2 separate regions of the Homo sapiens genome follow, and region 2 is linked to region 1. A link is a loop called in an ENCODE intact Hi-C map of the cell type or tissue named here. Cell type or tissue: PC-9. All regions are shown on one strand. Links, peaks and the distances in the headings refer to the core of each region. The heading gives the core; the rest is flanking DNA.

Evidence for each region. Hi-C counts contacts between places; a loop is a spot of excess contacts. Peaks named below come from ENCODE experiments on the same cell type or tissue, not always from the same donor. Only the 100,000 strongest peaks of a DNase experiment are listed, where the experiment ranks them.
Region 2: a loop joins it to region 1, with 4 times the contacts of the local background. A loop is called at or near these places in 9 of 110 quality-filtered maps.

What each region holds. Positions count from the first base shown.
Region 1 is chr2:105,399,798-105,417,185 of GRCh38, reverse strand. It overlaps a transcript of FHL2 not described here. Among named protein-coding and RNA genes, the nearest start is that of FHL2, 9.4 kb to the right of the region's middle. In PC-9, for the core only: a CTCF peak has its summit at 13,115; DNase peaks (open chromatin) are centred at 11,695, 12,905 and 16,755; H3K4me3 peaks cover 2,320 bases; H3K27ac peaks cover 5,892 bases.
Region 2 is chr2:105,340,224-105,356,449 of GRCh38, reverse strand. It overlaps C2orf49 (chromosome 2 open reading frame 49), which reads right to left. Exons shown (of 4, transcript NM_024093.3): 3 at 13,227-13,602; 4 at 7,239-11,135. The coding sequence ends at 11,079. Among named protein-coding and RNA genes, the nearest start is that of C2orf49, 11 kb to the right of the region's middle. In PC-9, for the core only: CTCF peaks have their summits at 11,047 and 11,251 (motif pointing left); a DNase peak (open chromatin) is centred at 11,580.

The DNA of each region.
Region 1 (17,388 bases), core at 9,103-17,102:
GGTCTCAGTCTCCTGACCTCTTGATCCACCCACCTTGGCCTCCCAAAGTGCTGGGATTACCGGCGTGAGCCACCGCGCCCGGCCGCAACACACATCTTTTTAGTATTCAGAGTGATGAAAGGGAAGATGCATGAAGCACTTCTGCTCATATCAAAGAACTGTGACTGTCTTGAGGAAAGGAAGTTGTGCAGTGGCCCAAGTCGTGAGTTCAACAAGATGTTTCTTCCATTTTCACTTGGAAGAACAACTGACAGACAAAGCATACTTAGATTTTGGCAGTAGATATTTTCCCAAAAATGCAGAGTAGCCTGTCATTCTAAGGGAAACAACTGACAGTATTTGTTTTTGTTTTCAAGGATAAAATTTGAGTTTTCAGGTGAAAATTAGCATTTTGGGAAACTGTGAGTGTGGCAGCTTCCCAGTGTGTAAAAACTTTCCTGATTAGATGGATGGTGATATCAATTACTGTAATTTGTTAATATTGTATAATGAAATGTATCAGCATTTGGAAGATCTATAGAAGCAATATTTTCTAAATCTAACAAAACAATGTGTAGGTTAAAGATCTGTTTAAAGCTTAAGATAGACCAAATGGGCTTTAATGTAATAGAATATGAAAAGTATTGATGTGATTTCAGATTCCACATTGCAATCTTTAAGCAGTAGTTAAGAAACATCTCTTTTTCAAATTTTGGTGTAGAATCTATCCATTTATAGAGAGAGATGATGATCTGAGATGGCTATCAAGATATTTCTCTTTTCCAACGACATTTCTGTATAAGGTTGCATTTCCTTCATAAATTTCAACCAAAACCACATACTCCACAGATCGAATGCAGAAGCAGACATGAGCATTGAGCTTTCCAGCTGTCTTCTATTAAGCTCAATGTTAAAGAGATTTGCAAAAATTCAAAACCACACCACTCTTCTTACTAGTTGTTTTGTTTTGGAAAGTGTAATTATTTTTCATGAAAACATTCTATGTTACCTGTTACGGATTTAATGTTAATTTTAAATGAATTAATTTTTTAGCTTCTAAGTTTTATTTTCTAATGCAGTAAATATAATAGATATAACCTACATAAACAAAAGCCCTTTGGGATTCTTAATAATATTAAAGAGTAGATAGGGCTGTACTCTTTGAGGCACTCTTTAAGAACAGGGGTTAAGAGTAGCTGGTTTAATTAAACTTGAAATTGATTGAATATGGTTCCACACACAGTTTCAATTCTTGTTAATATTCCCCATCTATTCCTATTGTATAAAACACTGAGTCAAAGACGTATTTTTTGCTGAAATCATCTAGATAATTGTACCATATGGGCCATTTTCCCACCATGGGGTACCATTCGGTTCCAAGGAGTCCCTGGTACTTAACTTGGGGTTAGGGCCACAAAGAAATAACTTAAAAACACAGGAATCCCGGTGCTTTTAAGAAATTTGCATTGCTTACTTCATTTGTTTATTTATTTATTGTTGGTTCTATTTTAGGAACAGTTTTTCTTCAGGCTGTTTCCCAACACATTTTAATGTGATTTTCAGACACGGTTTTCGTTCTTGCAAACTGTGTCACATATTATTTCCCTGCCCATTGTGAAGCCACCTTCAATCTCTGTTTAAAAGTGTTATTGAATTTAATTGTTTAAAGACATTATTTAAACCACCTTTGCTGTGGTAAGATATGCTGATTATTTATTTACTTTATATTATTTTAGTTATTAACAGGTAATCAATGCACACGGTGCAAAATTCAGAAGCAACAAAAAGAGAATAATTAAAAGTAATTTTCCCCCTCCCTCCATTCTCTTCCTTAGTTCTCCCCAGAAGCAACTACTATTGCCAACTCCTTGTGCATCCTTCCAGATATTCCAAACATGTATAATAGCCACACATCCTTTTCTTACAAATGGTAGGATACTCCACACAATGACTTGCACTTTCCTCTTTCACTTAACACCCTGTCTTGGAGATTGTCCCAGAGAGTGAGATTTTGCCTCACTATTTATAGCGGTGTAGCGCTTGCTCCATTGTATGGACGAATGACTTGACTCTGCCCCTACCTATAAACATTTAGATTGTTTCCCAACTTATGCTACCTTAAAGAATGTTCTAGTATCTGTATACATCTGCGTTTGTGTACAACAAACATATACTAATATAACTTTAAGGATCAAAAGATATGTAAGCCAACATTACTTAGACTACAGTTGTATTAGAGAAAATTGTAAGTCATAGGTTACTGAGGAATTGTAAAGAAGCTGGTGATATTGTGAAACAGATATTTGGTCTTCTTTCAGTTTCCTGATGTACAGCTCCTAAAATCCTTTAAATCTGGCCAGGCACAGTGGCTCACACTTGTAATCTTAGCACTTTGAGAGGCCAAGGTGGGTGGATCACTTGAAGCCAGAAATTGGAGACCAGCCTGGCCAACATGGCAAAACCCCATCACTACTAAAAATATAAAAATTAGCTGGACATGGTAGCGTGTGCCTGTAACCCCAGCTACTCTAGAGGCGGAGGCAGGAGAATTGCTTGAACTCAGGAGACAGAGGTTGCAGTGAGCTGAGATCCTGCTACTGCACTCCAGCCTGGGCGACAGAGCGAGACTCTGTCTCAAAAACCAAACCAAACCAAACCAAACAAAAACCTTTAAATCTCTTGAGTGACAAGAGTACTTTTGTATGCTAATGAGATAATGGCGGCGGAGGGGGGGCGGGTCCTAGCTAGCTTCAGGATGGGGGTTGGTCACTGGAAAGAACAAGGCATGACTAGAGGGTTGGGACTTTCAGCCCCAACGCCAACCTCCCAGGAGGGCAGAGGGGCTCAAGGTTAAGTTGATCACTAGTGGCCAATGGTCTAATCAATCATGCCTATGCAATGAAGCCTCCATGAAAACCCTAAAGGGCAGGGTTCAGATGGGTGTCCGGATGGTTGAACATAGGGAGGTTCCTGGAGGGTGGTGACCCCAAGGAGGAAACAGAAGCTCCACGTGTCTTTCCCCATGCTTTGTTCTGTATCCCTCACAATATCTTCATAATACATGGTAAATATTAATAAAGTGCTTCCCTCAGTTCTGTGAGCTGCTCTACCAAATTAATGGAAGCCAAGGAGGGGTTCTAGGACCCCCTCCCCAACTAATAGCCTGTTGGTCAGAAGTATAGGTGACAACCTACTATTTGCAAGCGGCATCTGAAGTACAGAGTGGCAGTCTTGTGGGACTGAGCCCTCATCCTGTGGGATCTAACTCCAGGTAGATAGTGTCAGAATTGAATTTGAGGACACCCAGCTGGTGTCTTCTAGAGAATCGTTTGCAGAATTGCTTGGTATATGGAGGGAAAATTACCCCCATCTGGGGTCACAGAAGTGTTCTGCATTGTGAGCATCCAGTAGAAGAAAAACAGCTTGGGGTTGGGCGTGATGGCTCACACTTGTAATCTCAGGGCTTTGGGAAGCCAAAGAAAGACAATTGCTTGAGGCCAGGAGTTCAAGACTAGCCCGGGCAACATAGCAAGACCTTGTCTCTATAAAAACAAAAATTAAAAAAAGATTAGTTGGGTGTGGTGGAGCACCTGTGGTCCCAGCTTGTCGGGAGGCTGAGGTGGGAGGATCACCTGAGCCCAGGAACTTGAGGTTATAGTGAGCTGTGAACATGCCACTGTACTCCAGCCCGGGTAACCCTGCCTCTAAAAAAATTTTTGTAAACTGTTTTTTTTTTCTGATATCTTACAAAGTTCTGTGGTAAGTAGTGCTTAGCTTTGTTGTTAACTGCTAGAATAGCTCCAGGGAGCGGTGCTGTTCCTCTTTTCTTTAAAAGAGAGTGGAAAGAAAATAAATCGTTTCGTTAGTCTGACTAGAAAAAGAAATCAGGCTTTATGCTTCTTGATTTTGGAAATTTTTCAGTCCCTTTTTGTCAGGAGAGTGAAGAAATAGGGAAGAGGGTTGCAGAGAGGCTTTGCCTTTCTGTTTTGACTATTGTATTTCTTGTGCTGGTTGAGAAGGAGACGCTATGAAGATGGGTCATGAGAGCTCAGAAACTGATCGCTGCCTTGCTTCAGGAGGCAGCCTGGTGGAAGGGATGGAACCAGGAAACGTGAGCAGTCACACCAGTCACACGCTGTCCTCATTTGCATCCTGTCCTTCTACACCATTAACTCTGACTTTGAGTACATTATTTGCCCTCTCTGGGCCTCAGTTTCCTTACTGAGCTACGTGGAATTTCTTCCTTTTTTTCCCATCAGACCTCTTACATCACCGTCTCCACACCCTCCATTGTCACTGACCCTCAGCCCACTGCAATGTGCTTCTGTCCCCATCATGCCACTGATCACATTCAGACGTCACCAACAGCCACTGTGCTGCCACGTGCAACACACTCTCAGCACCCCCTGGCCACTGCTCCTCGGCTGTGTCAGTCACTGGCTTCACTGCCCCCGCCTCTGGCTCTTTCTCCTCATCCTTCCTTGACGCTGCCTTCTCAGCCACCTCTGCGGATGCTGCCCCCTAAACCTTAGGCTCCCCTGGAGCTTGACCTTCGACCCACTCCTAACCATCCACGTGCTTTCTTGCACGACCTCACTCACTCTCCTGGTTTATTTATTTGCTCTTTTGCTCTACTGGTTTTTACCTACCATTTGGCTAATGACCCCTATGTTCATACCATCAGCTCCAACCTTCTCCCTGAATCTCATCCTTCTACAAGTTTGGGAAAATTTTCTATTTGGATGGCTGTCCCCAAACTGCTTCTGTTTCAATAAGTCAAAATTGAATTCATCCTCCACCACCAGTTTGTTTTTTTCTATTTTCCTGATGATTATACCTTTTGGTTATCCAAGCTACCTCTGCCTTCTGGGTTCAAGCAATTCTCATTCAAGCTTAGCATAATGACCTCAAGGTCCATCCCTGTTGGAGCATGTGTCAGAATGTCCTTCCTTTTTAAGTGTGAATAAGATTCCATTGTATGGATGTACTACATGTTGTTCACGCATTCACCTATCTATGGAAGCCTGGGCTGCATCCACCTGTTGGCTATTGTGAATAATGCTGCTATGAACATGAGTGTGCAGGTATTTCTTCCAAACCCTGCTTTCAATTCTTTTAGATATATACCCAGAAGTGGGGTATACTTTCATATCTTAACCTTGACCGGAACTTATTGGAGTTTCATCTTTACTCAGCTGGCTCCCTCCCTTCTGGTCACACTGGACTTTAACCCTTAGAAGGGATGGAGTGAGATTTATTCATCTTGGTGGCATTGTGAGGATGAGTCACTTAGCAATCAACAAGTTTCTGCTCAATAGTTTCCCTCGGGCTCTCTACTCAATCCAATTACTAGGAGAAGGATGCCATGTGAACTTTTTTTTTTTTGAGATGGAGTCTTGCTCTGTTGCCCAGGCTGGAGTGCACTGGCGTGATCTCGGCTTACCACAACCTCCGCCTCCTGGGTTCAAGCCATTATCCTGTCTCAGCCTTCTGAGCTCACCACCATGCCCAATTAATTTTTGTATTTTGAGTAGAGACAGGGTTTCACCATGTTGGTCAGGCTGGTCTTGAATTCCTGACCTCAAGTGATCCGCCCGCCTCGGCCTACCAAAGTGCTGGGAACCATGAGAACTTTTAAAGTCAAAAAAAAAAAAAAAAAAAAAAAAAACCCTAAGTTCAGGACCATTTACAAATTCATCATTTCAAAGATGAGGATTCTGGGTGAGTAGGAAAAAAGAATTCCATCTAAAACCAGGAGTAAGAGACAAGGTTTATCAAGCTGTGCTTGAAAAAGAATGAGAAAAAAAAATTGTACATTATACTTTTTTTTAAAATTTGCTCAGTATGTGACAGAATTGACAGTTCATAGTATTCTTTCTAAAGTTACAATTTGTCTTTATCTTAAAAAGTTACTTTTTAAAACAAACTCAAAGATAATACTAGGAAATTGTGCTAATAACCTTTAATGCATCTACAGTTTAGGACGCAGTGGGTGTCAGTCTGCCTTAATTTTAGAATCAGTTTTTTGACTGAAATGAGAAAGAATGAACCTAAGGATTAGAGCGATGGTGGTTATGCACACACCTGTGTCCACAGAGGCTCGCTGGTACTTCTCTTATGTTGGGTCATATTACTGTTTCCCTCTCCCCTTCAAATTTCACAAAGATTCAATAAGCAAGCTGTAGATTCAGGGTGGACATTTTGTAAAGGATGAAATGGAACTGTAGAATCTTAAACACCTTCTATGTACTGGTCCCAAGGCATCTCAACTGAGGTTGGCTCTATGTGCAGCACTTGGCTTCCTAAAATAACTAAGTCCATTTTCGAATGTTGGCAGCTGTAACTGCAACCTCCAAGGTCCAGCACTGCTAACTTCTATCTGAAAGGATTACTCATGCCATTGCTCCTCACCTTAAATCTGGCAGCATTTTTTTTCCACCAGTGTGGACACCTCAGGTCTCCAGCATAAGAGAAACACAAGCTGATACAGGAAGACGCACATACCACACACTTCCCTCTGCTTGCCTGTGCCAAGAATCCTTCTCGTCTGAGAAAGACCAATGTGTTGGTTTTGGACACCACCACCAAATAATAGCATACGATGTGACATGTTTCCCAGAGATTAGCAGTCAAAACTTTAGACTTCAAAAGGCATCACCCTGCTAAATCTGCTAGTAGGTAGCTTAGCACCATTCGAGTGATATCTACCGAGAGACTGGTGCTGTTAGAGACCCTCCATTAAAATGGGTCATGGCCCCTGACACAGGCTCACATTCAGTTTAACTCTCACCTCTCCAACTGCCAATAGAATGGTCATGGACCCTCTAGAAGCAGACAAGAGAAAATAATTCATTTTGCAGCTATGTGGGGTTATCTGCTTGGGGAAAGCTGGTGTGCAAGTGAGGCCACTAGAAGGTGAAGCAACTGCCAGTAACCTGCCTGGGTTTAAGACTGCTCAGGTGTTCTCCTAGCTGGCAAGCTGCCTCTCCGGCCTCCGCCTGATTCCTTTTGGGGGACAAAGCTGTCCTGCTGACCTCCTGCTCTGAATCTGAATCTGATTCTGGGTTGGACCTAGGTTAGCAAACTTCTCCTGTGTCCCGATTCTGGTGTGATCCCTGAACTCTGTCTGGGTCCAGCCTTCTGGATGGCAGACTCAGCTTCCAGCTCTGCCTGAGTGTGCACAGTAATCTCAGCATCCCCAGCTCAGCCTGGTAAGTGGGCTGAGCTCCTGGTATTCCTGATCCTTGGCAGTGTCCCTTCATTCCAGCGTACTTGGCACTGGCCCTCGTGTGGGAGTCCAGGCATGAGTCGGCTTGCTCTCCTGGCGGAGATGCTAGGGCAAGTTTCCCAGGCATGAACTGTGGCTTTGTTACCTACTTCATGGAAAAGTGCAGCCACGTGTTTTTCCAGTCTGATTCACACAGGCAGCTCCAGGTCTTCAGAGGAATCAAGAACAACCAGCCCTGAGATGGCTCCAAGGTGGATTTTATATCACCCCTTCGCATCCTCTTTCTGGGACAAAGAGCCTAGATGGGCATGTGAACAATAATATCATATTATTTACTAACACATCAGAAATGGGATTCTCTCAAACAATGATCAAAATGGTAGCATTGATCCTAAGCACATACGCATATTTAAACTGGCACCAAGCTGTTAATTATGTTAATGCCTTTATGGCACAAAAATGTAAAATTTACTATTAACTTGGGGGCTGACCTAAAGAGCTGGCAAATCTCCCCTATCCTTCCCTATCTGGCTATCTTGCTGGGCTTGCAATGCCAGGGCCTACTTAGAATAGCCACAGCCACACATGAGCATCATGGGAGACTTCTGGGGGCAACTTCAGCTTCTTCCTCTAAAATGATTCCCGACTCCCAGAAATCAGCAGGTGAATTACACCCAGCGCCCTTGTTTGCACATATAAATTGCACAGCTGCCAAGTGCAGACTCCTTGAATATTTCCCCAACAAAAACTTCCTTTGGCTTGCTCTCCCCATAGTCTCTTTCTTTCCCTCACTTGCCCATTTTTCCTGCAGAGGGTCTCCTTTTGTTCTCACTGGGCCTGCTCCTCCCAACTGGTCTCTGAGGTTCCCTCTCTGTGAGCTAAAGCCTCAAAGCATGAAGGCTTTCTCCTTCTTTGGGCCACAACACCCTCTCTCAGCCATTCCTACCCCCACCTCCTGCTGCTTTCTTGCACCCACAGAGAGGACACCATGACCTGGTGCTGCCTTGGCTCAGCCTGGTCTCCCCTCTGCCCTTGCTCTGCTGCCTGCTACATCACGTTGGATGTAGGGTCCCTCTGAAACTGCCTGTCTTCTGAGAGCTTCAGACGGAAAGGGGAAGAAAGTAATCTTTCAAGACTCTAAGAGTAAGATCCACTCTGGATCTCACCTTCCTATACCAAAAATGTCACCCTATCAGCAGTCAAAATATGCTAATAAATAAGATGAACATCATAGTGGCAATCATGGTGGTAGTAGTGATGACGAAAGATTGCTCCTCCAAACTCTGCATCTAGGATCAGGGCCATCATGTGTATGCTCACTAACTGTCTGCCCCATTAGTTCTGCTCCAGCCAGGAGCTGCTGTCCTTTCTCTGCATCCACGTGCCAGTTGTAAGTGAGGAAGAGTGACCTGTCCAAAATAAATGAATTCTCGATACAAAGCCAACTGGCTGGGTGAAGCCGTACTTCTCGTAAGGGAAGGCTGTGAAGGGAAGGCTGTGATTCTGCAAGTGCCAAAGTGCTGGTTCCAGTCTTGGTTGGAAAGTGTTCTAAGACAGGCTGTGGATGCTCAAATCAACATTAGGATTACATGACTTGGAAATTCCCAGTCATCTCTGTGGGTTTGGATGGTGATAGTCAAGGAAGGTGTGCATGTATTAGTCAAACTTATCTTTTGAAAATATTTATACATCCAAAATACGTGCAAGTGAGGGGAAAATACCAGTTTCTCAATCCAAGTGAGTCCACCTTAAAACAGGTAGGGTTGAAAGGCAGTGGTCATATGTGGGCCATCTCTGCCGGCTGCCTAGCAAAAGCACACTGCAACTGTGAGGGTACCTCTGCAAAGCCACAGAATAGTTGTTGTCATGGCAAGTAGGCCTGCTTCCACAAATGAGACATGCTCATGCTGGTAGAGATGAAAGAACCTTTATGGAATTTCTGTGGGAGACAGAATTTTTGTTTAACTTTGTATGTTACCATTTATGCAGACAGAAATTTTTTAAAGCATTTGATAGAAAATCAACAAGCTTCAAGCAGAAACTAAAGCCATGAATTCCCCAGATAGACTCCTAAAAATTAAGATGGTGGCTTCCGTTTGCAGGATGCAGATTTCAAGGAAGTCCCTCAATGAGTGGCCTTCTCTGCGATTAAGGCCTAGGCTGGTGGTGGTGGTGGCAGCGGGGGGAGGATTGGGGCAGGAGAAGAAGCCCCTCACTAGCAAAGAAAAGCTGGACTCTGAGAGAGAAGCACCATCCCAAGAACGTCCACATGCACACTTCCCTGCAGCCTCATTTTCAGCTCTTCATTGTATCTGCGGATGCTGTAACCTGGGGGTTACTTCCTTTAATTCAGGCAGAGATTCCCAAGTTTGCATCTGCTGATATCTGGAAGGCCAAGCTCTTGGCTTTGCTTTAATTCAAGTTATTTGCCAACTGGATCTCGGTGCAAAGCCCAGATAACTCGACTGCCTAAATGGGAAATGGGCTTGATGTGTTTGTTCTGAGCAGGGTCATATAGAGCCATTATATAGCAGCCTTATGTTGGCTTAGGCATTTTCTTTCCTTCTTCTTTTTTTTTTTTTTTTTTGAGACAGAGTCTCGCTCTGTCACCCAGGCTGGAGTGCAGTGGAGCGATCTCAGCTCACTGCAAGCTCCACCTCCTGGGTTCATGCCATTCTCCTGCCTCAGCCTCCTGAGTAGCTGGGACTACAGGCGCCCGCCACCACGTCCAGCTAATTTTTTGTATTTTTAGTAGAGACAGGGTTTCACCGTGTTAGCCAGGATGGTCTCTATCTCTTGACCTTGTGATCCACCCACCTTGGCCTCCCAAAGTGCTGGGATTATAGGCGTGAGCCACCACGCCCAGCAGCTTAGGCATTTTCAAGAAAACTGAATTAAATTCAGTAATACTGATCAAGCTGCAAAGTGCTGTGAACACAGATTCAAATGTCTCAGTTCTTGCCCCTAAGGAGCTCACAGTCTCCTCTGTTGTTATAAACATGGGAAAGAAGGAGTGGACTGGTCAAAAATGAGGCTATGATGGCTATCCATGCAGCTTTCCTAGTTGGGATACCTTATTTGGTCTAAGGATAAACAGGAGTCCACCAGGCAGAAGAGAGTGAGGAAGGGAGTTCCAGCAGTCACAGGATGAAAGGCTCTCCCCTCACTGGCCGCAGGTAGAACATGTGAGGTGCAAAGAGAGTGAGCAGCGAGGGCTCTCAAAGACTCTCTCCTGCGCAGGATTGCAGTGTCTGCTTTCCTGACCTCATCATTTTCCAAACATATTCTTAGAAAAAGAAAACCTCTCAAGCATTCTTTCCATCTGCTTCTACCCTGACCTGGAAATTCAAGGGACCAGAAGCAATACAGCAATACAGACAGACCCTCCATGCAAAGAGCGTGAGACAGAGAACTGAGTCCAGAAAGTGTTAGCAATGGCTGGGAAGCTAGATTACATTACAGCCATGTGCCAAATGGAAATTGAATTTCAAGTTATCAAAAGGAAGGCCAAAAAAAAAAAAAAGATAAGAAAAAGCCCTCGAGTTTAAAGATGGCTACATGAATAGTTCAGATATCTGATGGTGATTCACCGCTGGAACCCCTCCGGCCCTCCATGGAGACAATGACTCCTCTGGTCTTACTGAGGAGTAATTGCTCAGCATCTCTGACTGTACACACGATTCCAAGTATATTTATAGTGTTAGGATGGCCCAGAATTTTTGAAGGTTTTTTTATTTTTGCCAAACAGTCCTGCCAGGAGATGCTGAAGGTCAGATATTTTAGAAAATCTGTTTCTGGTACTTCAGCAGTCAACTACTATTGCAAGGATGGAGAAAGATGCTTGGTTGTTCCAGGAAGCTCTGTCATGACTCCCAGGTCCAATTTTAAAGTACCTTCTGAAATAGGTGAAAGGTATTCCTAAACATGCTCTCTAGAACTTAAAGCATAGGTTTTCATCACACACAAATCTGTACCATGGGGCAGAATTAGCCACAGGAGACATTCTCAATTGTCAATTAGCCATAAAAGTGGCTTGAGGAAAAACTAGATAATGTGAAATAACTCTTTAAAGGAAGAAGAGAGGTGGTACATTCTTTATTTCACAGATAATGTAAAGAAGACATACAAAGGTGAAGGGTGTTACCTGTGGCCACATACACTGCTCCATAGGAGCTCCTGGACCTGGGGTTCACCCCCTGCCTCCTAGAGCCTGGCCAGTCCAGGCTCTTTCTAGTTAGACTATTGGGATTTTCTGTTAATGACCCTAATCAAAGTGGAAATAGCACAAAACGACCTTGGTGGCAGTGAAGAGAGAACTTGGGATTTCAAATTTTTAATGTTGACTCATAAAGTTAATTCACAAAGAATAACAGATCTTGGTGTGGTTTAAAATAAACACTCTTGCCAGCCATGGTGGCTCACGCCTGTAATCCTAGCACTTTGGGAGGCCATGGCAGGGGAATCACTTGAATCAGGGAAGGCAGAGTTTACAGTGAGCGGAGATTGCTCCACTGCATTCCAGCCTGGGTGACAGAGTAAGACTCTGTCTCAAATAAAATAACATAAACATTCTGAGGAACAAGTGAGGCATGAGACTCCCCCATTTCAGAAATGCCTGGAAGAATCTCCCATTTCAGGTATTTTAGGGAAGCAAACCGTTCACTCAAAAGAGAATTTTGCCAGGTTTGCACAGACTTTAGACATTAATACTTCCTTTAAATGGATTTTGGAATCATTGACAGAGGAAAAAAAGAGTAAAACTCTAAGAGAAGGCAGGCAGAGAAGTGAATGGATTGCTCCTGAAAAGGACTGAAATCAGAGACAAAGAGATCTCAAATAAGAAGCAAAGTTTTTCAGAGTCTACCTTACAAATACTTTTCATCTGAAACCATCCAGCAACATTTACTGGCCCAAATGAACTATGGGTGTGAATAGTTTCATTCTATTGGTCATTAATGTACCAAACAGAGTCTTTCTTAAAGAGGTATCAAAGCCACAGTGGAAACTGTATCCGACGCTCCAAATAAACTCTAACCAAGGATGGGAAACTCGGAATCATGGAGTTGTTTGTGGATTTGGCTAAAAGTCAGGCATGTTTTGAGGCTTTAAACACTGATTATTTATATCCAACAAATAGTTTGTGAAAAAGGAGAGAGGGAAGAAATGGGATATGGAAATTGTGTATCTCAAGAAAGAGCCAATCATTTTCCCTCCTAACCAGAGCATGGCAGAAGGGAGAAGAAAAGGAAAAGAGCTTGCCCTTTGTGGAAAGCTGAGCTTTTCCTGAAAGTCTGACAGGCAGAGAAACAAAGTTTGGATCCTGCAAGATCGTTCCTGTAACCAGATCAAGTTCCTCCTGTTTGCTGGAGGCCCTTGGGTCTCCCGTCACAACTGCACCCAGCTCACGGGCACAGGCAGGTGCATACCCTGCCCGTAGAGTCATCTTTCATAGACTTCCCTGCTGGATCCGGGCAAATAGTGTTTCCAGAAAAAGCGAATCCAGCTTTCTGTGCCACCACCCTGGGATCTGGTACTGTGTCATGGGAAGGCATGCAGGGACTTGCCTCCTGACCCCACTGCCAGGAGGGGTGCTGGTTTGATCACTCCTGACCCCTTCCCGCCAGCATTTATGATCTTAGACACTTACTCACCTTCCAACCATGTGAGGCAATTAAGAATGATTGCCTCTGAATCAAGGGCAAATCATCCACCAGTTTCCTGGCCAAGGTTTGAGTGGGAGGAACAGCTTGTGTGAAATCCTTTAACGGTGACAAAATGCTTAACAATCTTGATGGCAGTGGTCAGTTAGGGTAACGAACATAGGGCGGTCTGACCTCCAGCTCATGTTTTCCTGTGTTCACTTTCTACCTGGTAATGGTGAGCTCATCCTAATCCCCCTGGGGTAGCCCCCATCCGGGTAGGAGGCTACTGTTGGCCCCTGCACAGATGGGTCTAGCCCACCAGCCTCCCCCCCACGACCCCACCACAGGGTGGCAGTTGCGAGCACACGCCTAGAAGCCCTGCCTTTCTTTGGCCTCTCCCAGAGAATGAAATTTCAGCATTTGTACAGCTCAGACCCACTGGCTGAAACTTCTACCTCCTGGCTCAAACTTCTACCTCCTGCTTCCCTGAGTGAAGTAACTGACAGAGGAAGTAATACTTCCAACTGGATTTTAGAGTTCCTGAGTCTAGTCTATGTTTAGTCTATCTCTATTTCCCTGTCCCTCCCCCACGCCCTAAACTGACATTTCGTAGGTTTCTGGTAAATTACCGAGTCCAGAGTTGGAAGCCCTAAGTGGTATTTATTTTACTTCAAATCACCTTTAGTCATCAGAATCACCTGGAGGGCGTGTTAAAGCAGGAGCTGGCCTGAGAATGTGCACTTCTAACAGGTTTGCAGGGGATCCTGCTGCACTCTGGGACAAGGCTTTGAGACCTGCTAGCCGCAGGAAGTCTTTTCCTCTCTTTCCTCCCTTCCTAGCTGTGCCTCTCCCTGAAGCCCACCTACAGGAGAGACGGGAAAACGTTATGGGCAGTGTTGTCTCAAGAAGGAATGTCAGGATAATTGGAATAAACAAAAGAAGAACTTGAATAACTGATCACAGTCACCGTTGATCCTTTCCCCAGGAAATAGTACTTTTTGTTTTTATTTTCTTCCATGAACTAGCCTTTTATCCATAGCAGAGAGGTTTTCTCTCAAGAAGAAACAGGATCTGAACAGGATCTGAACCTTAATTCTTCTTCTGGTGGGAGTTCAGTCCATTTCCTTCTTATTCTGGATTAATTTCCCCTTTGCCATTGAATAAAACAGAGGACTTTACAAAGGGCCTACTTCATGCCAAGTAATGTGTTAATAGTTCTAAGTGGTTTATGTGCATCTCAAAAGACCTTCGCCACAATTTCACAGACTATATGTTATTAGCCCATTTTACAAACTAGCAAACTGAGGGTTAGGGAAGTTTTGTAGTTACTGGAGATCATAGTAGTCATAGATAGAACAGAGATTCAAATCCTGGCTTGACTTCAAAGATCAAGCTATGCTGCCATAGACAGCATTACGCTTTCTATAGTGAAAGACTTGTCACAAACAATTCTGTGATCTGTCACTTATTCAATACACATATTTATTAAGCACATACTATGTGCCATGCTCTATAATTAATTAGGTCCTAGGAATATAATGATGTACAAGATGGATGGAACTTTTCAAAACATATTTTCTTAGATTGTCTCATGAAAATTTGTTTTTAATACTTTGTCCTTCGATGGAATTGCTCATGAAAGCATATGTCATTAAACCCAGAAATTGCATTCCCCTCCTCAATTTCTTGCCATCCTCCTTTGACTTACTATTAATATCAGTTTAACAAATTTGTTTCCTATTTTCCTTAAAGGAGTCTGTTGCTTTTATTTTTAAAATATATTTAGTTTTTGGGCCAGGCATGGTCGCCCACGCCTGTAATTTCAGCACTTTGGGAGGCCAAGTGGGTGGATCACAAGATCAGGAGATCAAGACCATCCTGGCTAACATGATGAAACCTCGTGTCTACTAAAATTATAAAAAATTAGCCGGGTATGGTGGCACATGCCTGTAGTCCCAGCTACTCAGGAGGCTGAGGCAGGAGAATCGCTTGCACCTGGGAGGCAGAGGTTTCAGTGAGCCAAGACAGTGCCACTGTACTCCAGCATGGGCAACAGAGCAAGACTCCATCTCAAATACATATATATATACACACACACACATATATATATACACACATATATATACATATATACACATATATATACATATATACATACAGATACATATATACATATACATACATGTGTATATGTGTGTATATGTGTATATGTATATATGTATATATACGTGTATATATACACGTATATATACACATATATACATGTATATGTACATACATACGTATATATACGTATATATATATTCGTGTATATATACGTATATATGTATATATTCGTGTATATATATATTTAGTTTTTGAATGAGTACATTAACATAGCTCAAAATTTACAAGAAATAAAAATGTGTACAGTAAAAATTAATCTCCTTTCCACCCCATGACCCCTAGCCACTCAGATCTCCCCAGAAGCAACCGCTTATAAATATACATTGTCTTCCCCCGTCCTTTCTTTGCTCATGAACACAAATGGTTGGTTTCTACCTACAAAGTGTTCTCTACTTTTATTTTTCTCAGTTGATTTATCTTGGAGATCATGCCAAATCAGTAAATATAGTTACCTCGTTCATTTTAACAGCCGCATATGTAAATAATTCTAAAATGCACCATACTGTATTTAACTAAGCCCTTGTTGACGAACACATAACATGGCCCAGTATTTTTCTATTACAAACAATTCTACAATGACTACTCTTGTGTGTCTATCGTTTTACACAGGAGCAAGTATATCTACAAGATAATTTCCTATAAAGGGAAATGCTGGGTAAAGAGAAAATGGTATGTTCATCTGTAATTTAAAAATGTTTTCATTATGGAATTTTTCAAGCATTACAAAAGGAGACAGACTAGTAAGATGAACTGCTGCATATCCATCATCAAGCTTCAGCGATTATCCACAATCCATGGCTGATAGTATTTCGTATATATATAGGCCCTATCCATTTCCCCACCCCAAATTATTTTGAAACAACTCCAGGCATAATGTTATTTCACTAGGAAATATTTTGGCACTGTTCTTGAAAAGCAAGGACTTAAGAAAAGAAAAATATATGTGTGTGTGTAATCACATTATCACCCCTAACATAAATTGTTCATTAATACTAGAAAATATCCTGTCAGTGTCATATTTTCCAAGGTTGTCTCATAAAAATTGATTTTCTACTAGTTTATTCTTTGATTAGAATCCAATAAGATCCAAAAAAAAAAAAAAAAAAGAATCCAATAAGATCCATACATGGCAGTTGGCTAAGTCTTTTTTTAATCTCTTGGTTCTGTCTCCATCTCTCTTGTTTTTCTTTGTGCATCGTTGTTGTAGAAACTGGGTATGTTTGTTTCCAGAGTCCGGATTTTACTGACCCTATCGAATGACCACAGGGTCATTTAAAATGTTCTGCTACCCATTAGGTCAAAAATTAAACACAAAATTAAATTGCAGAATTTCTTAATAATAAAACACAACATAGCTGAACCTATGTGACACAGCTAAAGCAGTTATTAGAAGAAAAATAACAGAACTAAATAACTCTATCAGTAAAAAAGCAAAGCTAAATGGATTACACCCGTAAGTCAGAAAGCTAAAAAAAAAAAAAAAATTAAAATATAAGACAAAAGGAATCAGAAAGAAGATAAATGCAGAATTAATGTTTCATCATTTTAGGGCTTGTTTTTACAAACTGAAGCTTAAGACTCACCATTTGAGAACTAGGAGACCATTTCCTAATTTGTAACGATATCAACAACACATCTAGGTAGCTGTCAGGGGCTGGGAGCCTTTTCTACACAAACTTTGCTCTGAATTTCAAAATACTAGCCTGTCTTGACACTTAGTGGAAATTCAGGTAGGGTGGCCTTAACTCAGGTTCTTCAGGAAAGCGTCCTGTTTCAGGGACACAGTGGGGTGGGGTCGGGGGAGGGCTGTATTCCGCACATCTAGTTCTGGCTGGGCTTATGGCAAGTCTCAGTCCTCTGGAGTCACCTGAGTGACTGAGGGATGAGAGGCATTTCTGATCCCGTAATATACTTACATGGCTTTGCCATCTACCACATCCCAGTTCAAATCTCAGCTGGCACAGTTACCGTTCACGTGGCCTGGAGCAAATCTGAGCTGAACTTTCCTCACCGTAAATCTGGTAAAAATCTTTACCTTAAAGGAGTGTGGATCAAATGAGATACCAGGTAGAGCTAGTGCTCACCGAGTGGAAGCTAAGGTGATGAAGCCCCTTTATTCTCAAGTTCTGTGATTCCATGATGGAGACCCATGAGGCCTACCAGACGGAGAGTATCAATTAAAAGAAAGCAATCACGGAGTTCTTCCCGCCTTCTCTGGAGGATGTATTCCTATGAGCTGCCCCGAATGTTAAAAATAATACACCTGCCCCCAAAGTGCCGAGGACGCCTTTGTGGTCCACCTACTCATCGTCCACCGGTTTCTGCAAGTGGACCGGTTACCTGCTCAGGAGCAAATGTTTCCATCACGACGCA
Region 2 (16,226 bases), core at 8,227-16,226, 60 kb after region 1:
GCACGCACCACCATGCCTGGCTGTGTGTGTGTGCCTGTGTGTTTTGTTGTTGTCATTTTGAGACAGAGTTTTGCTCTGTCGCCCAGGCTGTAGTGCAGTGGCATGATCCTGGCTCACTGTAACCTCCGCCTCCTAGGTTCAAGTGATTCTCCTGCCTCAGCCTCCTGAGTAGCTGGGATTACAGGCGCCTGCCACCACGCCCAGCTCATTTTTGTATTTCTAGTAGAGACAGGGTTTCACCACGTTGGCCAGGCTCGTCTTGAACTCCTGACCTCAGGTGATCCACCCATCTCGACCTCCCAAAAGTGCTGGGATTACAGGTGTGAGCCACAACACCTGGCTGATGTCTATTTTTAAAATTTTTTTTGTAGAGATGAGGTCTCACTATGTTGCCTAGGCTGGTCTCAAACTCCTGGGCTCAAGCGATTCCCCCCATCTTGGCATTCCAAAACGCTGGGATTACCAGCATGAGTCATCACACCTGGTCTGTTTTCTTAACAAAAAAGTTTTATTCAAACACAGCCATGTATGTTCATTTACGCATTGGTTTGCTGGCAATTTTTTACTATCTGGACCTTTACAGAAAAACCTGCCACCTGTGCTGTACTGTGTATCTTGATCTGGGTAGTGATACACACACACACACACACACACACACACACACACACACACACACACAAAATTTTTTCTCCTGAGCTATATAACTTAGAACTTTTCTAACTTTACAGCATTTTATTGTAACTCAGTAAAAATTTTAAAAGTTTAAAATATGTTACACTTTGAACTTGAGTGCACTTGAGTACACTCTGAGTTACTTTAAAGCTTGTCTTTTTTTTCATTAAACAGCAAGCCAACTTGTTTGATCTTTACTTGATTATTACAATATGTGAAACCTTTGGGGGTCAGTCTCTACTGCCTGATGTTTCTGTTGCAGCCCACACTGGGTCCACTGTTTTCTTGTATGCAAGGATAACTCTGACTTGTGTTAATCACTACCTTTAAAAAGTTATCCGGGGTGTTTCTTGAGACTTAGAATAAGGATGTCTTCCTGCAGAGACGATTGTCATTGTCTTTACCAGACACATGGGCTACCACCAGACTAGAACTACTTCCCAGTCATTTCCAGAGTTACTTTCACCTTCCTGGGGATGTAAATCTTAGCTACAAGTCTGTATGAGAGTCGGCTTGCCTGCCTCCACCCCACTGTGTCCCCTTTCCCTTTCCTATTCTTCCTTCCTTCTTTTCCTTCTTTTTCTTCCCTCCCTCCATGCATGAAAAGGAAAGATGTATTTCTAATTCACACTTATATGTGGTGGTGTTTTTTGAGGTCATACCTATTAGGTTCCCCTCTTGGAACACTCAGAGATTTGACTTCTCTCTCCCTTACATTACAGTCACCTAAACTACAGCTGAGTTTCAACAGAGCATCAAACAAGATTGCCTGCTTCTCTGGGTTCTTGCTGTCTCTTAGCCTGTCAGCTCTTCTGTGCTTTTATGTTTGAAAAACCCATGTTTTTTCCCAGCAGAATTGCTCCTTCCATTTAACAGCAAGCATTTTTCTCTGTTTAGCAAATGAAAAACCTAATTATAAATATTGTATTAGTTACCTCTACTTTGTTACACATTCTACAATGTTAAGATTTACGTTGATCACATCTATTTCATTGGCTTAAGGTTTAATTTAAATGCACAACTACCTTGTAGAATAAATTACATACTTAAACTTTGTGATAATATTTAATATTTAGGATATTATAAAATTCTTTTTTAATTTTTTTTTTTTGAGATGGAGTTTTGCTGTTGTCGCCCAGGCTGGAGTGCAATGGTGCGATCAGGGCTCACTGCAACCTCTGCCTCCAGGGTTCAGTTGAGTCTTTTGCTTCAGCCTCCCGAATAGCTGGGATTACAGGCACCTGCTACCATTCCTGGCTGACCTTTTGTATTTTCAATAGTGACGGGGTTTCACCATGTTGGCCAGGCTGGTCTCGAACTCCTGACCTCAAGTTACCAGCCCACCTCGGCCTCCCACAGTGCTGGGATTACAGGCGTGAGCCACCACACCTGGCCAGGGTATAATAAAATGCTTAATAGAACTAGTCTACCCTCAACCGGAACAATGAAAATTTAGTCACTGAAGTAAGTCAAAGAAACAGTTTCACTGATGAGGGAATCATTCTACATGAACCATAAACAAGGCAAGAAACTCATTAAATATATCTGCTGTGGTGCAATGTGCCCTGGAACTACAATGGTTACTACTCCCTCAATATTGCCCTTAGTGAAAGCTTTATCTCTGGAAAAACTTTAGAGAAATGCCTGCAAAAGAACTCAGTGGTGTTAATAGAGCAGAACTTTAGAAACTAGCAAAGAAAACCTTGTGATCACAAAAATGAAGCCCGAGGTATATGTATTGAACATTGTTGACTTGCTACAACTAGACACTATCCAATTTGTAAGCAGAGGGCTGCCCTCAAGTCTTTAAGTCAGCACAATAAATAAACCCTAACTCCTTTGGACAAGACTTTGTAAAACTAGTTATATTAAAGCAAAATAAAAGTTATATTAACTTGCATATCACTTAATCATATTACTTTAGAAACTTAAAATATATACTCAATTCTCAATCATCTTTAGTGATGCCCATTCAGACTTGAGGGTACCTCTCATTTTCTGCCTAGTTATTAAATGATAGATTACAGAGGCTCAGGGATAAGGATAAGGTTAATTCTAGAAATACCAAGAAGTAAGATCTGGAAGAGTCTTAAGGATAAGAGTGAAATCCATCTGCTTTGCAAAGGAGGAAGTGGAAGCCCAGGAAGAATAAAGCTTACTCAAGACTGCAAAGAGGCCAACACACTAGAAATCAGAAATCTTGACTCCTAGCCCACCGTCCCCTAAAACATGGGCTTTTTTCTTACACAGAGATGAAGATGGGGTAAAAACTAAATACATGAGTTTTTAAACACTGAGATGGAAATGTCCAGGTGACATACATGCCAAAATGTATGTAGTGACCTTTCAGTGAAAAAGAAAAAAAAATTGAGACTAGAACTCCATTATAAAAATAAGAGCAGACTGACTTCATCCCTGACATCTATTAGCATTTATGCATTTTACTCACTACGTTCTGAGGGTGCTATGGTTTGAATGTCTCCCCCAAAAGTTCATGTGTTGAAAACTTAATTGCCATAGGAACAGTATTAAGAGATAGGGCCTTAAAGAAGAGATTAGGCCATGAGGACTCTGTCCTCATGAATGGATTAATACCATTATCACAAGGGCAGTTATTATGGAAGTGATTTCTTGATTAAAAAAAAGAAAGATGAGTTCAGCCCAAGTTCTTCTGTGCTTTGCATACTCGCTGCTGCCTTTCTGCCTTCTGCCATGGGATAACCCTCACCAGGTGCCAGTGCCATGCTCTTGGACCTCCAGAACTGTGAGCCAAATAAACTGGTCTTTATCAATTACCTAATCTGTGGTATTCTGTTATAGGGAGAGAAAATGGACTAAGAGAGGATCTTCTACAAGAAAAATCCAGTTGTTTGTTTTTGATGGGTTTCTCTAGGCTTCAAGGAATTAAAAAAATATAACTAGTAAACTACCTAGTGCACAGAATACTGCGACTTTAATTGTTAAATGTTCTTCAGATTCCTTCTCAAATTTTTATCTAGATTGAACAACTGGGATTAAGAAGAAGAAAAGACCCAGCTGGGTGCGGTGGCTCAAGCCTGTAATCCCAGCACTTTGGGAGGCCGAGACGGGCAGATCACAAGGTCAGGAGATCGAGAACATCCTGGCTAACATGGTGAAACCCCGTCTCTACTAAACGTACAAAAAATTAGCCGGGTGTGGTGGTGCGTGCCTATAGTCCCAGCTACTTGGGAGGCTGAGGCAGGAGAATCGCTTGAACCCAGGAGGCAGAGGTTGCAGTGGGCCGAGATCCTGCCACTGCACTCCAGCCTGGGCAACAGAGCAAGACTCCATCTCAAAAAAAAAACGAAAAAAAAAAAAAAAAAAAAACCCAAACAAACAAAAGAAGAAAAGGCCCTTGCGGACAGGGACCATGTTTTATTTACTCCATTTCCTTATTTACAGCCTAAGTACAGACACCTTAAAACTGTTGAATGGATGTTTGTCTAGGGATTTATTTTGTTGTTGTTAATAGAGAAAAGTCTATTTGACATTCTTTTTCATTAAAACAAAACTGTGAAACTATCTTAAATGATATGACTTAAGCAACATTAGAAATGAGTGGAGTCTGTAAGATTAAAGGCAAAAGGAATGAACATAATCACTCTCATCTAGCTGGTAAAGTCATTTCTCACATGGGTAGAGGCTAACAATTCTGCAACCTCTATACATGTGTACTGCAATTGAACAATTAAGTAAATGGACGGTGGTTGGTAGGAGCCATGTTTCTCACTGTTGGAGTGGGAGGTTCCAGACATGCAAGGGAAGTCTGGAATGATCAATATGGTAATAGATTAGAGTTAGAGACATAGTATGAACTCATGTTTTAGTTACTATAGATACAGATGGTTACATATAGAAATATCTATAGAAATGTACACCTATAGGGGTTAATATAGGTACATATATTTCCTTGCTCTGTCAGTTGAGGAGGCCTAAAAACAATGACACCCCAGTAGCAATCAGCATACTTAGTACCCAGATCTCAGTTTTTAATAAAAGGAGCAAAGGCTCCTTAGAGAAATGGCTCATTCTACGGCTTGAGCAAGAAATATACAAAATGACGCTAGAGCATCCTATAATACCAGAAAGGATGTGTTCAAAGAAAACACAATCATGGGATAAGTCACAGGGAAACGGGAGCGAACTGAAAGAGCTTTCAATGGCCAAAGCAGAAAGAACTGGAGTTAAAAAACAAAACAAAACAAAAACACACATTAGACTTTAACCCAAAATATAAAATAAGTATCCATGAGTCATACTGACATAAATCATTAAATAAAATTAATGGTAGAGAATACTTAAGTCTCCTGTGCAGAATTCCAAATAATTTAGGTACTTCACCAGCAAAGTAACTCTGCATTCCTTAAGTGAGTTTGTTCCAAAGAGCACAGTATGTATGAAAAGGGGAAACAGAAATAACCTTTTTTTTTGGGGGGGGGGGGGCGCGGTGGGCAAAAATGACATTTAGAAGGGAAAAGCAATAACTATAGTGGAAAAAAATGACAAACACTACGTCGGCCAAATGAGGTTAAGGTTAACCTCAAAAGTAGTATCATGTTTACAGCATGTGTCCTCAAAATAATGTGATGAAAATGGCAATTTACCTCTGTAGTCCTCCCCGCAAAACACATAGCCCCAGTCTAGTCATGAGAAAAACAGAAAAATCCCAATTGAGGAACATTCTCCAGGTATTTACCTGACCATTACTCTTCAAAACTGTCATCAAAAACAAGGAAACTCTGAGAAACTGTCACATCCAAGAGAAGCCTAACATGACATGACAACTAAATAACATGGTACCCTGGGTAGGATCCTGGAACAGTAAAAGGGTATTAGGGAAAAACTCAGAAAATCGAAAAAAATTAAGAACTTTAGTTAACAATGAGTCATTTCAACAAAGGTACCATATGAATGTATGTTAGTAGGGAAACAGTGTGGGGTATGTTAAAAATCTGTACTACTGTGGCAATTTCTCCAGAAATCTAACTGTCCTAGTTTATTTTTTAAAAGTTTATTTTAAAAACTTATATAGCAAGGCAGAACAGACAAAACAGAAGGCTTCGAAAGATAGGATGGTTTTATATTTATGAAAAGCATTTGTCTTTCACCATAACTGGTAAAGCATTTTACAGTCTCCTAAATGTTTGTTAGTCAAAGAAGTAAGTTTTAGTTTAAACTATTTACCTGAAGATTAAAAAAGAAAACAACACTTGGCTAATTTTACTTGAGGATAAAAGACAGGGCTATTACAGACTTACTCAACTAGTCTATTTTTGATTAAACTGAATGCTTGGTTAAGTCTCAACAGAGTTAACAAACAGCTTCCAATTGGTATTAGAATCAAATCCAAAGTCCTACATTCATACATCATCTGGCTCCTGCCTACCTTCTTTGACTTCATTTTATACTACCACTGCCCGTTTTCATTCACTGGAGCCACACCAGTCTTTCTGTTCTAAGAACCTAGTAAGCCTTAGGGCTTTCATGTTTTGTCCTTGTCTGGGACCTGTTAACTACTGCTGGGTAGCAAACTACCCCCGACACTTAGTGGCTTTATACAACTCCCATTTTATTCACTCATGATTCTGAGAGTCATCAATTTGGACTGATCCCACCAGGAAGCTCATCATACAACTTTAGTCAGCCGGCAGCTAGACCGGGGGGGATAGGTGACTAGTGGTCACATCTGGCAGTTAGTGCTGGCTGTTGGGTGAGCCATGTATTTCCAGTGGGTATGCCTGGGCTTTTTCACATGGCTGCAAGCAGAAGTCCAAGTGTAAGAGTAGAAGCATTCACTTGATCAAAGCAAGTTACAAGGCCAGGTCCACATACAAGTGGTGGGAAGCTGACTCCAGCCTTGATGGGAGGAGTATGCAGCCATCTAAAACTGGACACATGTAGAATGCTTCTCCTGAAAGCTCTCCATAGCTATGCCTTAGGCATGCTCTCTTCAAAATATAGTATCTTCAGAGGCCTTTCCTAACCACTGTATTTAAAATAGCTTCTCATCCTACTTTCTTCATCCTTCACCATTTCTTGACCCTGTTTTACTTTCTACCATTACAATTACCCATTATTTCATGGTTCACTGTCTGTTTTCTCTATGAAAGCAAGTACTTAATCTGCCTTGTTCATTCCCAAGAAAGAGCTAGCATAGTAGGTACTCAACAAATACACAGGCAATTCTAATCTCTATTTTTTATTCCACAATAAGATGATCAAGCTACTAAACAACTGAAAAAGCAATGCACTTTAGTTAGTAAAATGCACTTTAGTAAAAACAATCTAAGTGGAAATAAGATTTTTGTCTCTTCTGTCCAGACAAAAAAAATGAAGAATCTATGTGTTAAGTACAAAGTAGAAGCTGGGTGTGCTGGTGCATGCCTGTAGTCCCAGCTACAGGAGGCTGAAGCAGGAGGACCACTTGAGCCAAGGAGTTCAAGGCTGCAGTGAGCTATGATCATGCCACTGCACTACACTCTGGGCGACAGAGCAAGACCTCATCTCTAAAACAAAACAAAAGACAAAGTAGAAAGTTACCTGAGTCTTTTCCAAGTTATTTAATTTACAGCATCAGTCTCCAAATATAATAATATTAAGATAGCAGTTTAGAAATTAACTTTTTTTCAGATCACTCTAACATAAAATCTCTCAACTGAATCTCTAGTTTGTCTCATTTTGTTAAGAGCTTTAATATTACATGGGAAGTTCAGAGACTTCTATTTCCATCCCTCAACATGTAGTGACAGTCAACATGTCAGGCTCTGTAGCACCGTGATATCCCAGCACCAGACCACTCCAGCCACCCTCTCATTCAAAGAAGGGCTACAAGATATGGCTGGACTACTCGAATCACATCTGATCTTAATCAATCCAGGTATAGAAAGTTGTACTATAAAGAATACTTTCCAAAATTGTTCACTCAAATAAAAACAGATCAAGTCATTACAGAGCATTTTTCCATTTTAATAAGAATAACAGACCTACTCAAGGTAATTTTATTCTGTTTATTTAAATAAGGATAAGACTACTTAAAAGACTTTTTACATACAAAAATGTACAAGGTTAAACTTTTCTGTACTGAATTACAAAACCTGCACAAGCATGTAATAAAAGAGCACACTTAAAAACATTCTGACCATTATTTAGCCTCTAAAAATTACTGAAGTTCAACAGTAGTAAATAGAGGAAGCTCTTACATATATATATATATATATATATATATATATGATTTAATCTACTGGCAGTTTTACTTAATGTAAGTATTTAAAAGGTCACATTGCTATTGAATGAGTCTCTAGATCAATTTTAGAATTGTCTCTCAAAACTTAAGTCAACCAAAATATTATTTCAAATAGTAATTCCAATTCTGAAGAATTTTAATACCAGCAAATATATTATGGCCTCATAGTAGTAACTGAACCAACTTTCCAAAGTGCCTGGTAGCTGTCCAGATGAATTAGGCTGCTTTGGAAAACTGTACTGTCTCTACAGCCATTGAGAAGCCATTCAGTGCCCTGGTAGGGACCTGAGACTTTCCAGAATTCACACAGCAGTCTATGATCCCTCAAATGTAAGAGGACAGGGGGTCAGCCTATCTTCACCTCTCAGTGAATGTGGAGGGCCAAGCAATATGACTTGCAAACCTAAGCTAGAAGCTTGGGATCTACAGTAAGGAGGAAGGAGAATTAAAGTAGAGAAAGAAAATGTATAAGGAGAAAGGGAAAAGAAGGAACAAAGAGGGAAAAGAAAAAACAAGGATGCCTGCTAATGGCAGGAAGTGGTAAAGTGCCTATAACTACAACTTACAAGCCACCCACTAATTCTAATGCCATTCATTTGCCTACTCCAATAATAAGAAAAGCTGGCTTTACTGGAATATAGAATCTAGAGCAACATTACCCGCCTCATGTTAGTGAGTAACTAGTATTCTAAAGTTGTTTGCCATACATATCAAGTTCTTCTAACCTTTGAAGCAAACCAAAACACTTCAAAACTCAGGGCTCCCAGGGCTGCTGCTCCAGATTCCCAGCATTCAGCATGCTTCATTATGTGGAGAAAGACATTTCAAGACAAGCTGTATCTATACACCTTCAGAAGGAACAAAGCTCTAAGAAGGTGGGATTATGTTAACACATAGTACATGGTTTAGCGTTTCTCCACATTTCAAACTCAAAATAGCTCAATAATATGCTGCTACATGAGCATTGATTCTGAATGTTCATAATATAAACTTCAATTTGAAGCAACAATGTTACACAGTTCAGCTGTTATTACCAACCTACTCTGTAAGTTAAAATACAAATAAAATATTAATTTTATTGAGTAACTAAAAATAAGTTCCCACTGACTTAAAATCGTCAAATGGCTAACTCTCTCTCAACTAAGAGAGCAACACAGATGGAAGCAGAGAGGACAACTGAATATAAAATAAAATTTGTCAATCTACTCTATAATCTGCACTTTTAAAATCCCCTTTTGCATATATGTATGTATAGGATCACAGTTGCCCACCAACATTATGTCTGTCAGCCCTGCAGATAACAATTTACTGTAACGTTAACAATTTATGCAATACTTAGTATGTTTTATCTTATGTGTACAGATTTACAGTTTGGAATAAAGGCAGAATGATTAAAAACTATTGGGTTAAAGTCTTAGTATGGTACTTACCTGCAAGGCTGAATTAATTTTTTGGAAGGCTATTCAATAGCTGAACTAAAATGCTTGTTTAACAAATCAAAAGAGGAATAAGACTACTTTAAAACATATTGAAAAAGGTAAATCCCAATTTGAAGATCAATCATATAACGAAAAAAGTATGAAGTATCCTTTGCTCTTGCTTAGAAACACATAGCAGAACAGTAGAAACTAGAACTCATGAATATAAGGTAAACCCTATTTTCCCACTGATTTCCATTATACAATTGGAGTGAAAATACCACTCAAACAAAAATAAACAAAAAATCTTAGCAGGTAATTCTGTGTAGAACAGCCATGTGGGAATTGTCTATATTACAGCTGCAGGGAATCTCATGTAAGCTAGGAGTCCATCTTCCTATGTTGCACTCTGCAGTGACTTCTGACTCCAGTAGCTCCTCTATTGCCTACTCCATATTACGCTAATTTTTGCCCCTGACTGCTATGCTTCCTGGACTCTTATAAATTCTAGAATTCTACCCCCACTCCTAACTCTCTAAACTTTCTTCCATCGAATACCACCTCTAACATGATTACTCTGCCTGAAGACTTTTTAAATCAACTTCATTTTGAAAAGATTAAGCTCCCACGAGCGAGTAATAGCTGAACTCACAGAGTGAGATCACAGACTGCTCATGAAAAGAGTACGTAGGACTGCTACATGACAAGAACATTCTAAAGGATGGGCCAGGTACAGAATCGACCAGTCAACTCATAATATATGTATCAATTGTTACAACTTCAAGGAAAGGAGCAATAGCAAGCACTGATTCCTTTTTGCTTTTTATGGGAAGAAGCAATGTAAGCAATTAAAGAACAGCATTTTTATCTGTATATTCTGAATAGTTTTCCAGCACTACTACAAAGATGCTTTTCTTGGTGAACATTTAAGGATGAATGTTGCAGTATTTACTAAAATACTGTGATAAATTGGTATATGCTTCTGCTTTGTAAAAGAAATAAAATGGCAGGCAAACTAGTAAAATATTTGAGTTTTTAAAAAAAATCTCAAAAATCTCAAATTTCCCCCAAAGACTCTGAACAAGGCTAATGAGAGTAACTCCGAAAATTCACTGAATGCTTTTTTTTTTTTGAGATGGAGTTTCGCTCTTGTTGCCCAGGCTGGAGTGCAATGGTGCGATCTTGGCTCCCCGCAACCTCCGCCTCTCAGGTTCAAGCGATTCTCCTGTCTCAGCCTCCTGAATAGCTGGGATTACAGGCATGCACCACTATGCCCAGCTAATTTTGTATTTTTTAGTAGAGACGGGGTTTCTCCATGTTGGTCAGGCTGGTCTCAAACTCCTGACCTCAGGTGATCTGCCCACCTCAGTCTCTCAAAGTGCTGGGATTATAGGCGTGAGCCACTGCGCCTGGCCAATTCAATGGATGCTTTATAGCACATTTGTAGCTAATAATTTCAGTAGGGTCAATATAAATGACATATACTAAGCCATTGGTTTAAAAAGATATTCTTTCCTAATCAGGGCAAGACAGGCAAGAATTTTAAAAAAGGAAGGGAGGGAGGGAAGAAGGGAAGGAAAATAAATCCTTTATTTTTTTAAACCTATTTGAAACCTCTTAAGAAAATTCCACAATAATCAGGATTTCTGTAAATATTGTCAATATATATGAACATATTTGAAAAACTACAGTTACAGTATATTTACATTTTTGGAAACTTTTCTTCAGGGCCAAGTAACATGTTGTATCTTCCTTTTTGCTTGTGGGGGCTTCAGGTTATTCTGAAAGACATGAACAGAAATCAGTTTATACTTGCAGAAATATCAGAAAACAACTAAAATGAACATTTCAAACAACCAAGGTTTACTATTAATGTATTAATGGAAGATCACTGCTGCCATCTGGTGGGAATATATTTAAAGAAACAGGGGTGAGTTCTCTAGCTCTGTGGTTCTCAAATGTGTGTAGTTTAGAATAACTTAGAGCACTTAAAAACATGCCCCAGGCCTGGTCTTATCACAGAACCAATTAAACCAGAATCCATAAAAGGTAGGGGGATAAGGCTCTGACTTCTTTTTGCTTTTTTTGGAAGCTCCTCAAGTGATGTTAACATACAATCAGAGTTGAAAACCACTGACTGCTCCAGATCTGCTTTCTCCCTGTCCAGCCTATCTCCTCCATCAACTTTACAATTTAACAATCCAAAGTCAATGCAAATAGGCTGGGCAGGTGGCTCACGTCTGTAATCCCAGCCGAGTCAGGTGGATCACTTGAGGTCAGGAGTTTGAGACCAGCCTGGCCAACAGGTTTGGTGAAACCCTGTCTCTACAAAAATAAAAAAAAAAAAAATTAGCTGGGTGTGGTGGCAGGCGCCTATAATCCTAGCTACTCGGGAGGCTGAGGCAGGAGGATTGCTTGAACCTGGGAGGCGGAGGTTGTAGTGAGCTGATATCTCACCACTGTACTCCAGCCTGGGAGACAGAGCAAGACTCTGTCTCAAAAAACAAACAACACAACAAAAACACAAAGTCAATGGGAAATGTTAATAAGAAGAAAAAGATTTATATGTGGGCCCTACATAAAAAAGAATCTTTTATCCTTAGTGTTTCACATATAGCTCTCTCACACTCTCTCTCTCTATATATATATATATCTCATATCTATAAAACAGTAAAATTTTGTAGGGTAGAGAAATGCTGTTTAAGAGCCTGGAAAAAAAAAATTCTCTGAGGCTTACTCCTTATGGCAATATTTGAGATGTGGCTTTATTGTTCTAACTCTTATCCCACACCTTCCTCCTCTCTCCCACAAAGGTAGCTGAAAGGAGTATGGACGAAGCATGGCCTCCAAAGTGTGTGCCCTGGGATCAAACAAACCTAAATTCAAATCGCAGCCTGGTGGCTTACTAATAACTCTGGAATTCTGGACAAACTTATTTAAATTTACTAAGTTTCTGTTTCCTTATCTGTGAAATAGGAATAACGAAGATGCCTACTTCATAGTTACTGAAAGGATTCAATGAACTAATAAAAGTAAAAAACTCATGACCAGTCAGGTGGTTTTCTTTTTCCAGTCTACTATTTTAGAATGTTTGAATTTTCTGAGTTTTGATCCCTTTGATACATGATTAGATGATAATAATAATAAAGGCAAAGTATTCTACAGAATAATGGCTATTAAACTACTAGGTATTTAAAAGTAAAAGCACTTTTCTGAAGCGCCTATATATATTTTATATTATATATATATAAATCATCTCACAAATTAAACTCTAATACATTGTGTTAACTGCACTAAATGTGCCAACAAGCATCCAAATGATTCAACATAGTGGAGCACAACATAATAGATTTCCCCAACTTCTGCTATCCCCACAAAGCTAGGTAAATTGAGCAGTAGGCGAGGCAAGTGGTAAATCTTAAAAAGATTCTGGTGTCTGGTGTGGTTTTAAGGTATGCACAAACAGACAGACTTAAGGTCAGGCCCCAAATGCTACTTAATAAATGTGTGACCCTGGACAAATTACTTAATGTTCTAAACCTTGCTAATAAAGGAATATTTATCTGTTTTAGTTCCAAGACAGTTAAAGGAACTAAATGAGAAAAATCTAGGAAAACTGCCTAACAGATCCTCTCTCTACGTATTTTAAGCAGAAATAACTTGAGTGAACTTTTAAAAACATTAATCACCATGGATTTTTAAATTCCAGGATTCAAGTACTGGAGTAATAAGTTGTATTATACAAATCAGACAGACCATCAAAAGGGTTCAAGAACAGAATGTAGCACAGTCGACCCACCTCCCGTCATGAGGCAGACTGCTCAAGTTTCATTCAGACCACTTACCAGCATGGAAACCACCCCCATACTTACCATGGCCTCTGCCTCTTCTTTAGGAGCAGCTCTCTTTAACTTCACTGGAGTAGTTCCAACAGGGGACAATGGTGGCGACTTCACAGGGCCTGAAGGACTTTTCCTATGCGTTAAGTCATGGTTCTGTTTAGCGTCATTATTATTGTGTTCCGTTTTATTGTTCACAGGCAAATTGGAAGACAAAATTAGGGGTGAAACACTCGAAGAGGAATTTGATAATTTTCTAAAGGCATTACTGGTAAAGCTTGCCTGCGGGGGAGGCTTCAGTCGATCATTATCTCCATTCTCTGTCTTTTTCACTTTTATGCTTGTACTTGTTGAACTTCCATCAAATACGATGAGGGGTCTTTTCCTTAACCCATCTACAGTGCTACTCCTGAAATCAAAGAGATGCACTCTTGAAAAATACCATCTGGAACGGCAAACCAGTTCACTGGGATTCAAGTTAAAATAAGCAGTAAACAAAAAGATTTTCTGATAAGACTAATCTGAGACTATTAAAAATGAAATTTTCTATGTTCATTCTAAATGAAAGAATTTCCTAGTGTTTTATTTCAAAGTTTAAAATATTTATGTACAAGAAATTCAAAGTTAGCTTTCATGTATACACAACATGCAGCTATTTTTAAAACATCAATTAACCATCTAGCCCTGGAACTTAAAATGAGATTTCCTAGTTAAAAAACAAACACCAGCTTATTGATAGGGTTATCTTAACCATGTAATCAGTTATTATTTTAAAAGGATGATAAACTATAAAACTATACCAAGACTACCACAGCAGCAATCTACAAATGGGGCACAGCATTCTACTCCATTCAGCAAAGGTCTCTAAAGCCAAGACATTTTCTAAACTAATCGTAACTGGACATTTGTACAAGTTCAATTGTAAAATCTGGCAAGTGTCTCATACTTACCTTCTGGAAATCTAATTTCCACTCTTAATAGTAAAGGTTAATAAGGAAAGCATTCATTTGTTTATTACTTATTATACCTCAGATAATATCTATATCACCTATCTCACAGATGAATTGAAAAAAAATTTATTTTTGAGACGGAGTTGCGCTCTTGTTGCCCAGGGTGGCGTGCGATGGCGCGATCTCGGCTCACTGCAACCTCTGCCTCCCAGGTTCAAGTGACTCTCCTGCCTCAGCCTCCCGAATAGCTGGGATACAGGTGCATGCCACAGTGCCCAGCTAATTTTTGTATTTTTAGTAGAGACGGGGTTTCACCATGTTGGCCAGGCTGGTCTTGAACTCCTGACCTCAGGGTAATCCGCCCGCCTCCCAACATGCTGGGATTACAGGCGTGAGCCACTGCTCTTGGCCCAAAAAAAAACCCTTTTAATTAAACATGTTAAAAGAATCTGAGATAGCCAGTTATCAGGAAGAACATTTTAGCCCTGCCACTCAAAGTGTGATCCAGGGACCAGCAGCACCAGCACAGCAACGTCAGTCAGTATCTTAGGAGCTTGTAAGAAATGGAGAATCTGGGGCATCAACCTGAATACATCAGAACTCACCTTTTAACCAGATTTCTAGCAGTTGGCCAAACTCAACAATTCTTGGGTCATCACTGAACATCATTTGGTAGAAAATGAGAAGTAAGCTCACTGTATACCCACTGCCTTTGTAGAAGGGAAACAGGGACTGAGAGCAGGGTTTGACAGCTTGCTTAATCTAAGATTCAAGAAGCACATTAAAGTTTGAGAAGCACAGGGCTATGTTGCTATGGACCTGGTCCTAGCTCTGTGTGACCTTGGGCATGTTACAGCACTTCTCAGGATCTCAGTTCCTCCACAGATAAAATAATAAGTAGTTCAACAATACAAGATGATCTCTTGGATCCTTCCAGTTTTAATGCTCTGATTCAATTGTGTATTTAAAAAATAGAGTCAAAGATCCTTTCCAAAATGATTTTGGGGGACTAATCAAGACAGTTGTACAAAGATTGCTTCAAAGGAAAGTATGACTGGCACATAAAGTTTTGCTTACTAGAACAATATGCCTGAATGTGCTGATCAAGAGGAAAATACTGGCTGAATAACAGCAAAAGTAAATTAAAAGCCATATGCAGTGTAACCCATATTTATGAAAGTTAACACCACTACATAGTCTGTACTAGTAAGTAAAGTAACCATCAAGCTAAAATGGTCAATCTAAAATGCATTCTTGATCAAAGGTCAGACTGTGTGTGTATTTTCCAAAAGACAATGAGCAGACATGTATTCTTCGACTATTCTTCATAATTGGAGAATAATCTCAATCATTAAATTTTTCTTTGTAAAACAGAGATTAAAACTCAGAGGAACATACTCCCCTTTACCCCTACCCTCCTACTCTGTCTTCTCTCACTGCTTCTAGTGGATTGCCTATGACGGTGCCTTACAAATAGAAGGCCCTAAAAAAAAATTAATTGATCAATAGTATCCACTTGAGATATAATAGACACAGAAGAGTTCACTTAAGGATCTTAGGACACTTTGTACTTATTAACCAATCAACAACACTGATTAATCAAATGTAATTTTCTTTAAAAAAGAAAAAATCACTTGCTTGTGGTTTTATAAAACTGTTTTTGAAATTAAATAATTTTAAATAGCATAACTTAAGCTAGTTAACAGGCCCTTCATTTGTGTATTATTCAAAGACCTTAGAGTTTTACCTGACTTGACTTTTTCCTCAAAATTCAGGAAATCCTATTGGCTCTATCTTCAAAATACATGCATGCTCCAACCCACCAAATTTACTATTGTAGTCAAAGCTGCTGCCATCTATTGCCTGGATTACAGTACAGGCTTCTAATTTGTTTCCCTGCTTCCAGTCTTATACACACCGCTTCCCCTCCCCACACACCTTAAATCACTTCTTAGGACAGCAGCCAGAGTCATCTTGTCAAAATGTACATCTAATGATGTCACCACTCTGCTTAAAACCTTCTAGTGGCTTCTCATCTGAGTACAGCCAAAGTCCTTACAATGACTTACAAAGCTTTACATGA